Regions from separate parts of the Homo sapiens genome. Here region 2 is linked to region 1. Evidence: chromatin loops called from intact Hi-C (ENCODE). Cell type or tissue: MCF 10A. All regions are shown on one strand. Each heading gives the region's core, and the rest is flanking DNA. Links, peaks and the distances in the headings are about the cores only. Region 1 overlaps LOC105370121 (a long non-coding RNA gene). Region 2 overlaps ATP8A2 (ATPase phospholipid transporting 8A2).

Evidence for each region. Hi-C counts contacts between places; a loop is a spot of excess contacts. Peaks named below come from ENCODE experiments on the same cell type or tissue, not always from the same donor. Only the 100,000 strongest peaks of a DNase experiment are listed, where the experiment ranks them.
Region 2: it touches region 1 in a loop (7-fold over the local background); 37 of 110 quality-filtered maps call a loop at or near these places.

What each region holds. Positions count from the first base shown.
Region 1 is chr13:25,231,017-25,235,412 of GRCh38, reverse strand. All of the region lies in intron 1 of LOC105370121 (a long non-coding RNA gene), which reads left to right. Among named protein-coding and RNA genes, the nearest start is that of LINC01053, 52 kb to the right of the region's middle. In MCF 10A, for the core only: a CTCF peak has its summit at 2,256 (motif pointing left); no DNase peak of the experiment used is centred there.
Region 2 is chr13:25,374,046-25,378,441 of GRCh38, reverse strand. The region is part of intron 1 of ATP8A2 (ATPase phospholipid transporting 8A2); the gene reads right to left. Among named protein-coding and RNA genes, the nearest start is that of ATP8A2, 4.3 kb to the right of the region's middle. In MCF 10A, for the core only: a CTCF peak has its summit at 2,517 (motif pointing right); a DNase peak (open chromatin) is centred at 2,511.

The sequences.
Region 1 (4,396 bases), core at 275-4,274:
AACATGGCGAAACCCCGTCTCTACTAAAAATACAAAAATTGGCCGGGCGTGGTGGTGGGCGTCTGTAGTCCCAGCTACTTGGGAGGTTGAGGCAGGAGAATCGCTTAATCTGGGAGGCGGAGGCGGAGGTTGCCGTGAGCCAAGATTGCACCATTGCATTCCAGTCTGGGCAACAAAAGCGAAACTCCGTCTCAAAAAAAGATTAAGGAAGGACAGGGACCTTAACTTGAGGACAAACAGTAGGCTGATAACTATGATGCACCACTGTCTGCTGTGTGCTGGAGCCTGCTTCTGACTAATTGTGTAGTTCATTCTCCAAGGGCAAGATTTTATTTTCTAACAGCTTTATTGAGATATAATTTACGTACTTTAATATTCACCCATTTTAAATGTACAATTCAGTGATTTTTAGTAAATAGACAGTTTTGCAGCTGTCACTTCAATCCCATTTTAGAACATTTCCATCACTCCATAAGGCTCCTTCACACAAGAGGAAGGTGTAGTTTTTGGAATAAATGAAGGGAGGTGGTGTTTTTTGTGGAGAAAGTGCTGGCCCAAGGACCAGGAGAACCAGGACCTAGTTCCAGCTCTGCAATGGGCTCTGGGAAAGGCACCTCCCCACAGGGCCTCATTCCCTCACCTGTTACATGAAGGCATTGTTTGCCATGTTCCTTTACAGTTCTAAAATGTTGTGATTTAATTTAAGGAAGATCCAAGTATCTGGCAGTTCGAGAGGGACGCAATGGAGAAGAGAGATTTAAACTATAAGAGGAAAGGGAGTGTTTGCTAAGCAAATTATCGGAGGCATTCATGTGGGGAGTATGGGGAGTTAGTAAGGAGGGGAAGACTCAGGGCCTTCGAATCCAACCCAAGGATTTGAGTCCATCGACTGTCAGGGAGGTACCAGTGAAACTTTCGGTCATTCGTTTTTTTATAACAGAGAATGACCCAAGGTATGGTAGGCTGAAATGAGGTTCAAGTTTAAATCCTATCAATAGGAAGGAGAGTTTGAGCAAGTCAACCCCTGTAATCTTCTGCTTCTTTGTAGAGAATATCAACCTCACTGAATTGAAGTTAGTTGACAGGTATGTGTGAAGCACACAATCAGGCTTGGTGCCAAGTACTTGATGTTTTAATACAAAAGCTATTTTATGAATATTAATTTGGTAGCAACATAGTGAGTGGATTGGAGGAGAGCCGGTAGTTCAGTGTTTCTCAGAATCTGGTTCCCTGATCAACTGTGTCAGCATCACTTAGAGTACCTTGTTAAAAATGTAGACTCTTGAGCTCAGTCCCAGATCAGATGATCTGAGCATCAGACTGGGCCCTGAAGACCAGCATTTTCATAGGCTCCCAGGGGATGTTTATGCACATTTAAGAACCAGTGTGACAGGTTAGCCCTTAGTAAACATTACTTGTTTACTAAGTAAACAAGTTTACTTATTTTGCTGCAAGTTTACAAGTTTTGCTGCTGTAAATTACTGCTCTTATAGCATAAAGAAGTCTAGCTTGGGGAGGGGTCATCAAAGACTTCCTTTTGACCTGTTTGCATATAGGAGTAGGCTTTGGATGAATGTGTAGGCTCTAGCCAGGTAGGAAGGGGAAAGTTATCCAGTTAGAATATATATAGAGGCAAAGAAGGGACATCATGGCTTTTGGTGGGGAGCAACATATTTTAAAATATGATCATAATGAAAATGTGACTAGACAGTAGTAAGAGCTGTATTGGATGTCATATTGAGGAAGATGGAGAGGCAGTTTGGAGCTTTGGTTTTAAGCAAGAGTGATACAAGGTCAGATTGAATTTAGAGGGCCTAGGTATGAGCGTGGGTATAAAGCAGTGGTGACTTCCAGGTTTTTCACAGGCTGACTGGGATAGATGGGGCTGCCATTCATCTAGGAAGGGAATAGAAGAATCAGGTATGTGGGAAAGAGGCTTAGGTTTTAGGGGTATTACATGGAGATGTCTCTGAGACATCCAAGTGGAGCTATTTATACAAATTGGAATATGAGGCTGGTGTTAAGGGAAGAGATGTCAATTAGAGTGGGAAATCTGGAAGCCACCAGGTTATAGTGCAGAATTAAGCCATGGGCATGCATAAAATTTTTCAGTTCTTAGAATAAGATAAGAGATCTGAGAAGGAATCCCTCAAAACTGGGCAGACCTTAAGAAAAAACAGCAAAAGAGAGCGCACTGGAAAACCAAAGAGAGACAGGATCCAGGGAGGAAGTGTGATTGAGAAAATTATTAACTATGTCCAGTGCCACCTAGAGGTCATTTAAAGAGTAGAAATTGTCCCTGTCATTTTCATTTGGCAAGAGCAGTTTCAGTAGAGATTAGAGGCCGACATTAGGCAGTAGAGGCTTTATAGTTTAATGGGGGACATGAGTAAGTAGAGACCATGAATGCAGACTACATTTTTATCTTTATAACTTTTTTAATAAAATAACTGAAGTAGGACTGGGCATGGTGGCTCAAGCGTGTAATCCCAGCACTTTGGGAAGTCGAAGTGGGAGGACTGCTCGAGCCCAGGAGTTCAACACCAGCCTGAGCAACATAATGAGATTCCGTCTCTACAAAAATTTAGGTGTGGTGCCATGCATTTGTAGTCCCAGCTACTCGGGAGGCTGAATTGGGAGGATCGTTTGAGCCTAGGAGGTCAAGGCTACAGTGAGCCATGATCTCTCCACTGCACTCCAGACTGGGTGAAACAGCAAGACCCTGCCCCCCCACCAGAAAAAAAGAATTGGAAAAAGAGAATATATTAAAGATATCCTAGGGACTGGACATGGAAAAGGAAAAATGTCTCATTTCTTGTTCTGGACTATAAGGCTTTCTTTTAGTGGCAAGAAAGTGTTATTCTCTTTTTATCCTCGACACTTAAGCACAGTGCTTGCCATCCCGTTGGTGCTCAGGAAATCCTTATTGATTGAATAGATAGGTGGATGGATGGATATACAGGTCCAAACTTTTGAGGTTTTTTTTTTTTTAATTTTGGATTGAGTTGAGAAGAAATTTAAAGGAACCATGTTAAAATATTGCTACATACCAAGAATTATACTTTTAAATTTCAAATAGCCTGTGACTTTTCCATTTGCTAGAATTTCTCTCTTTTTTTTTTTCTTTTTCTTTATTTTATTTTGAAGCAGAGTTTCACTCTTGTTGCCCAGGCTGGAGTGCAGTAGTGCAATCTCGGCTCACTGCAACCTCCACCTCCCGGGTTCAAGCGATTCTCCTGCCTCAGCCTCCCAAGTAGCTGGGATTACATGCCTGGCTAATTTTGTATTTTTAGTAGAGATGGGGTTTTGCCATGCTGGCCGGGCTGGTCTCGAACTCCCGACCTCAGGTGATCCGCCTGCCTCTGCCTCCCAAAGTGCTGGGATTACAGGTGTGAGCGACTGCACCTGGCCCTTTTTTTCTTTTAATAGGCTTTCTCTTTCCTTCCTCCTAATTTGAGGCAAATATTTATTCTAAATATTTGAGTGCATTGCAGAGTTAGAAGCGAGTTAGGATTTTACAATTTGAATGTTAATGCTAGATAGAATGCAATATCATAATGGGATGCATCCAATATGGCTAAGAGCCTTCTGCCACTGGAGAGACCCCACTTAGAGGGCCTCTGTGCTCTGCAGCACCTCCTGGCAGTGGGGCTGGGATGGGGGGACTAGGGCCGCACCTCCAGGAGTCAGGCCAGGTGGCTCTTTGCCAAATGCTTTCTGAAAAAGTGCGATAGTAATAAATGTTTCATGCCCCTCCTTCCTGTGCAGCTACTAGGGAAGTGCTTTCGTCTTTGGGAGATGTAGTGTTTGTGGCTGTTTTCTCTGACTGTTCCCACTGCTTTAACCCAGTTTCTCACTCCGCAAGGGCCATTCATTTCTCCACTTACCCTTTCTCAAGGCATTTCACTCCAGATCCTCTGATTTAGTGTCCATTTTCAAGTCCCTGAGGATTTTGACTTGAACTAATAAATGTACAGCAGTTGCTCTTCCGGGACTTTATTTTATTTTTTTGAGATGGAGTCTCGCTCTGTCGCCCAGGCTGGAGTGCAGTGGCGCAATCTTGGCTCACTGCAAGCTCTGCCTCCCAGGTTCACGCCATTGTCCTGCCTCAGCCTCCCAAGTAGCTGGGACCACAGGCGCCCACCACCACGCCTGGCTAATTTTTTGTATTTTTAGTAGAGACGGGGTTTCACCGTGTTAGCCAGGATGGTCTCAATCACCTGACCTCGTGATCCGCCCACCTTGGCCTCCCAAAGTGCTGGGATTACAGGTGTGAGCCACCGCGCCCGGCCCCAGGACTATATTTTAAAGGATAAATATAAAAATAAAAGAGAGGAAGCTTCTCTGTATGGTGAAGATGAGTAAGTGGTAGAGGAACGGAACTCTCAGCTGTTTA
Region 2 (4,396 bases), core at 157-4,156, 140 kb before region 1:
TGCAGCTTTTTCTACACTCACCTGGGAATGATTGTGATGGAAAGCAAAATGGGCAGTATTTATAAACTAATGATTACAAAAAAAAAAATGCAAAACTCTGGAAAAAAAACAGAGTTAATGAGGATTAGATCACTTTTTAGCATGAAATATTATATGATAAGCTTTACAGGGGCAGTAAGGGAGGGAAGAAATGAACCGTCAGAGCAAGAGACCTATTCACATAAACAAGCACACATGTATCTATGGTAATATTGGGCCCAGTAACCCTCCCCCACCACAGCTGGGGAGTGACCAGCATCATTCATGTGCTCTTTTTTTTTTTCTTTAGAGGAAGGGTCTCGCTCTGTTGTCCAGGCTGGAATGCACTGGTGCAGTAGCTCATTGCAGCCTCAAATTCCTGGGCTCAAGCAATCCTTCTGCCTCAGCCTCTCAAGTAGCTGGGACTACAGGCATGTGCCACAATGCCTGGCTATTTATAATTTTTTTGTAGAGATGGGGTCTCACTATGTTGTACAGGCTGGTCTCGAACTCCTGGCCTCAAGTGAACCTCCCACCTGGGCCTCCCAAAGTGCTGAGATTACACACGTGAGCCAACAGGCTTGGCCATTCAAGTACTGTTTTGTTTTGTTTTGCTTTGTTTTGTTTTGTTAGAGAGAGAGTCTCACCCTGTTGCCCAGACTGGAGTGCAATGGTGCAATCTTGGCTCACCACAACCTCCACCTCACAGACTCAAGTCATTCTCCTGCCTCAGCCTGCCGAGTTACAGGGATTACAGGCACGCACCATTACCACTTGGCTAATTTTTGTACTTTTAGGGTTTCACTATGTTGGCCAGGCTGGTCTTGAACTCCTGACCTCATATGATCCACCCGTCTCGGCCTCCCAAAGTACTGGGATTGCAGACATGAGCCACTGTGCCCAGCCATCCAGGTACTTTTACGACAGATCTATGCAGGCAGACCCAGGCAGCCACTGGGGTGTGACAGGTCCCCACTCCTTACTCTATTCCTGGAAGGGCTCTCTCCTGTCCTGGAGTAGGTCCTGTTTCTGTGTTTGCCCTTGATAATGATGGGGAGAAACTCCCAAGGCATGGAAGTGAGATCACTTTTATTTTTAGCCCTTCTTAATGGTTGTTAACATTTGTGCTGAGCACTTTTCCCAGCCTAAGTGGATGTAAATAACATCTTGTATCCAGTGTGGTATTGACCAGAAGTTATATTTAGTAAATGTAAAGATCCAAGGAGGAAGAATAGAGACCCTTCTTTAGAGGCACTGTATACACTTCGTCTCATAAATGCTTAAAAACTTTTTCGAAAATAACTGTAAAATATTCCATTTGTCTAGCTGGCACCTCTGAGGAGGGTTTAAGATAACACATCCGTTGTAAATGTAAAATCAATTACTGGACAACGGAAGGCGTCCGCAGAGGTGCTTATTGGCCACCTGTGGGGTAGAAGACGGCCTTGTAGTCAGGACTTCTTTCAACAGAAGGTGATGACCTTCAGAGCCACTACAGGATGAACACTCTGTCCAGAATCAGAGCTCCTGGTGAGTAAGCGCTTATTTCTGCAATCATTTACACCTGGATAATGACAGTAAAAGAACATTTAAATTCTCCTGTGATGACTATGAGGTCCTCTCCTAGTTAGGCCTCCATCATTAGATTTAGAAAGGAAAATAATAACAAAAGTTTTGCCAATTCTTCTATTACATAGGATAAATACCTAGCTGGAGGACTTTGCCTTAGATGACGATGGGCAGCATGGGAGAAATCTAACATGTTGTCGATATCATCTTGATAATGTGTCAGTTAGTGCATGCACTTATATGCACATACCCACAGACCACTACCAACCACCCATGAAGTGCAAATTCTTATTTTTATCTTTATCTGTAACAGAGGTAAATGAATCTTTTGAATGCCATATAGGTAGAAATGACAGTGTTAAAACCTGAATTCAATTCTCTTTAACCCTAAATTCTGGGGTTTTAACCCCTAGATATACTGCCCTTAAGAAACTTCCAAACAGAATCTAGACCATTAGACCAAGTCCAAAAACTGCCCATGACAGAGTTCAGTAAAATCTGTAATTACTGAGCACACAAAGGGTAGTATAGGAAATGGAAGCAGGAGAAATTAGATTATTATCTTTATTTCTTATCAAGGAAGAGAAAACCATATAGAATCAATGAGCGTATTCTGTTGCATTTAGATCTGATATTGAACTAGGCAGGTGGGCAATGATAAGAACCACACTGGACTTGCTAATTAGCTTGTCCTGACAGAAATTAAGCAGCAAGTAAGGAATTTCTCCGAATTTTTTTTTCATTTGTAAAGTGAAGGGATCAGACCATCTCTGAGATATCCTCCAGCTATTACATTCTCACATTAGCACGGCTTGTATTTTCAGCTGCCCTGATTCTCCTCCTTGAAACTTGGGGCAGGTTGTTCTGGCAAAAACAGAAAACACACATTAAAAAATACCTTTGATGACCAGCAGAGGGCAGGGTGAGTTGGGTGTGGAATTTAGAGGAGGGCTCCAGGGGCAGTTTCTAGAAGGTTTGTAGTCCTGGTCCAAACGGTGGCTCACGCCTGTAATCCCAGCACTTAGGGAGGTCGAGGTGGGTGGATCACGAGGTTAAGAGATCGAGACAATCCTGGCCAACATGGTGAAACCCCGTATCTACTAAAAATACAAAAATTAGCTGAGTGTGGTGGTGGGAGCCTATAATCCCAGCTACTTGGGAGGCTGAGGCAGCAGAATTGCTTGAACCCGGGAGGCGGAGGTTGCAGTGAGCCGAGATCACACCACTGCACTCCAGCCTGACGACAGGCTCAAAATAAAAAAAAAAAAAGAATATTTGTAGTCCTCTGGGTTCTGCACTTGGTCTGTGCACTTCCTGCCTGCCCGTTCTTTCACTAAGTCCAGAAATGCGGTAAGATAGGGAAGAGCTTCTGCCATAGACAGCACTGATGCTGTCGTCCATAGAAAACAACTTCCTTCCTTTCTGTCCCCACTCCTCCCCTCCCACAACCCCCAACACCCATATTCACATGTACACCCTTAATTTCCTTACTCATCTGGGTCAAGGTGAGAGAAGAGAGTTGAGAGCTCTTCCCACGTGCACTGTAGTCACTGCCTAGACCATAAGCTCTGTGAGACACACTGCTGTGTTCCCTGCTCTGTCTCTAGCACCTAGAACCATGCCGGGCACATAGAAGGCACTGATATATATTTGTCACTGACTTTGTTTCCATTCTAAGGGGCTCCACCCTGAGCAGACTGTAAGCACTATACGGGCAAGAGGATCCCCATGGTCACAAATCTTTGGATTTTCATCATTTGGTAAAATGAGACACACTGGCACCAAGTAGATATTTGGGGAAAGCTAAAACTGATCAAAGTGCAATTGAATATGCAGAACAAGATAAGAGTCAAAGATGGCTCAGACAAGAAAATATTCCAGAATTATTTTTAAAAATAGTATACAGCTCAGCATATACTCTTGAAGCTGACTGTGATCTGCAATCCTTTCATCATTAGTTTATTTTTTAATAATGAGAAGTAGCAGACTTCACTAAAAATCACACATCTTTGTTTAGTATTTTTATGGGAGTACACGATTGTCAGGCCCTCTGCCCCTGTTTCCATCAGTGTCCCCAGGAGCCCACACTATGCAGATCCTCTTTCTTCTCCATACATTATGCAAATACCCTAAACAGGCCCCATCTCAGAGCCTCCACTCTGTCTCCTGGAACTTTCAGCCTATCATCAGCAAGATCCCTCACAACCCGACCCCTCTGACTATTCCTGAAACTTCTTGCCTTAACTGCTCTGCCAGGAGGACCCTGCTTCTCACGGTTACTCTCAGATCACTGCCTTCCCCCCTGCTCCCTAAAAGCTTCCTGCGTTGATGTTCATGCCGTCAGACTGTAGAACAGTCTCAAAACAAAGCGACCTCTCTTGAACTCACATTTTCCTCCAGCTACCACTCGATCTGCTTCTCCCCCTGCCTTTTCTGCAATATTCACTCAAAAGAGTTTTCCGGACTTGCTGTTTCCAGTTCCTGTCCTGTTACTCTTACACCTGCTCTATTAGGCGTTCTTCCCCACAATGATATGTTAACAGCTCTTTTCAAGATCACCAGTGACCTCCACTTACATGACAGTTCTCCAGCCTCATCTTTATTGAGCTCAGCAGCACTGGGCACAGGTACACCCCACCCCTTCCTGAACATCTCCACACTGAGTTTCAGAGCACTCCCTCCGGGTTTCCGGGGACCTCCCTGGCCATCCTCTCAGGCCCCTTCTGTTGACCCTCATCTCCCTAACCTCAAAATGTTAGAGTGCCCAGGACTCTATCCAAGGACCCCTCTTTTCTAAGTCACATCTGTA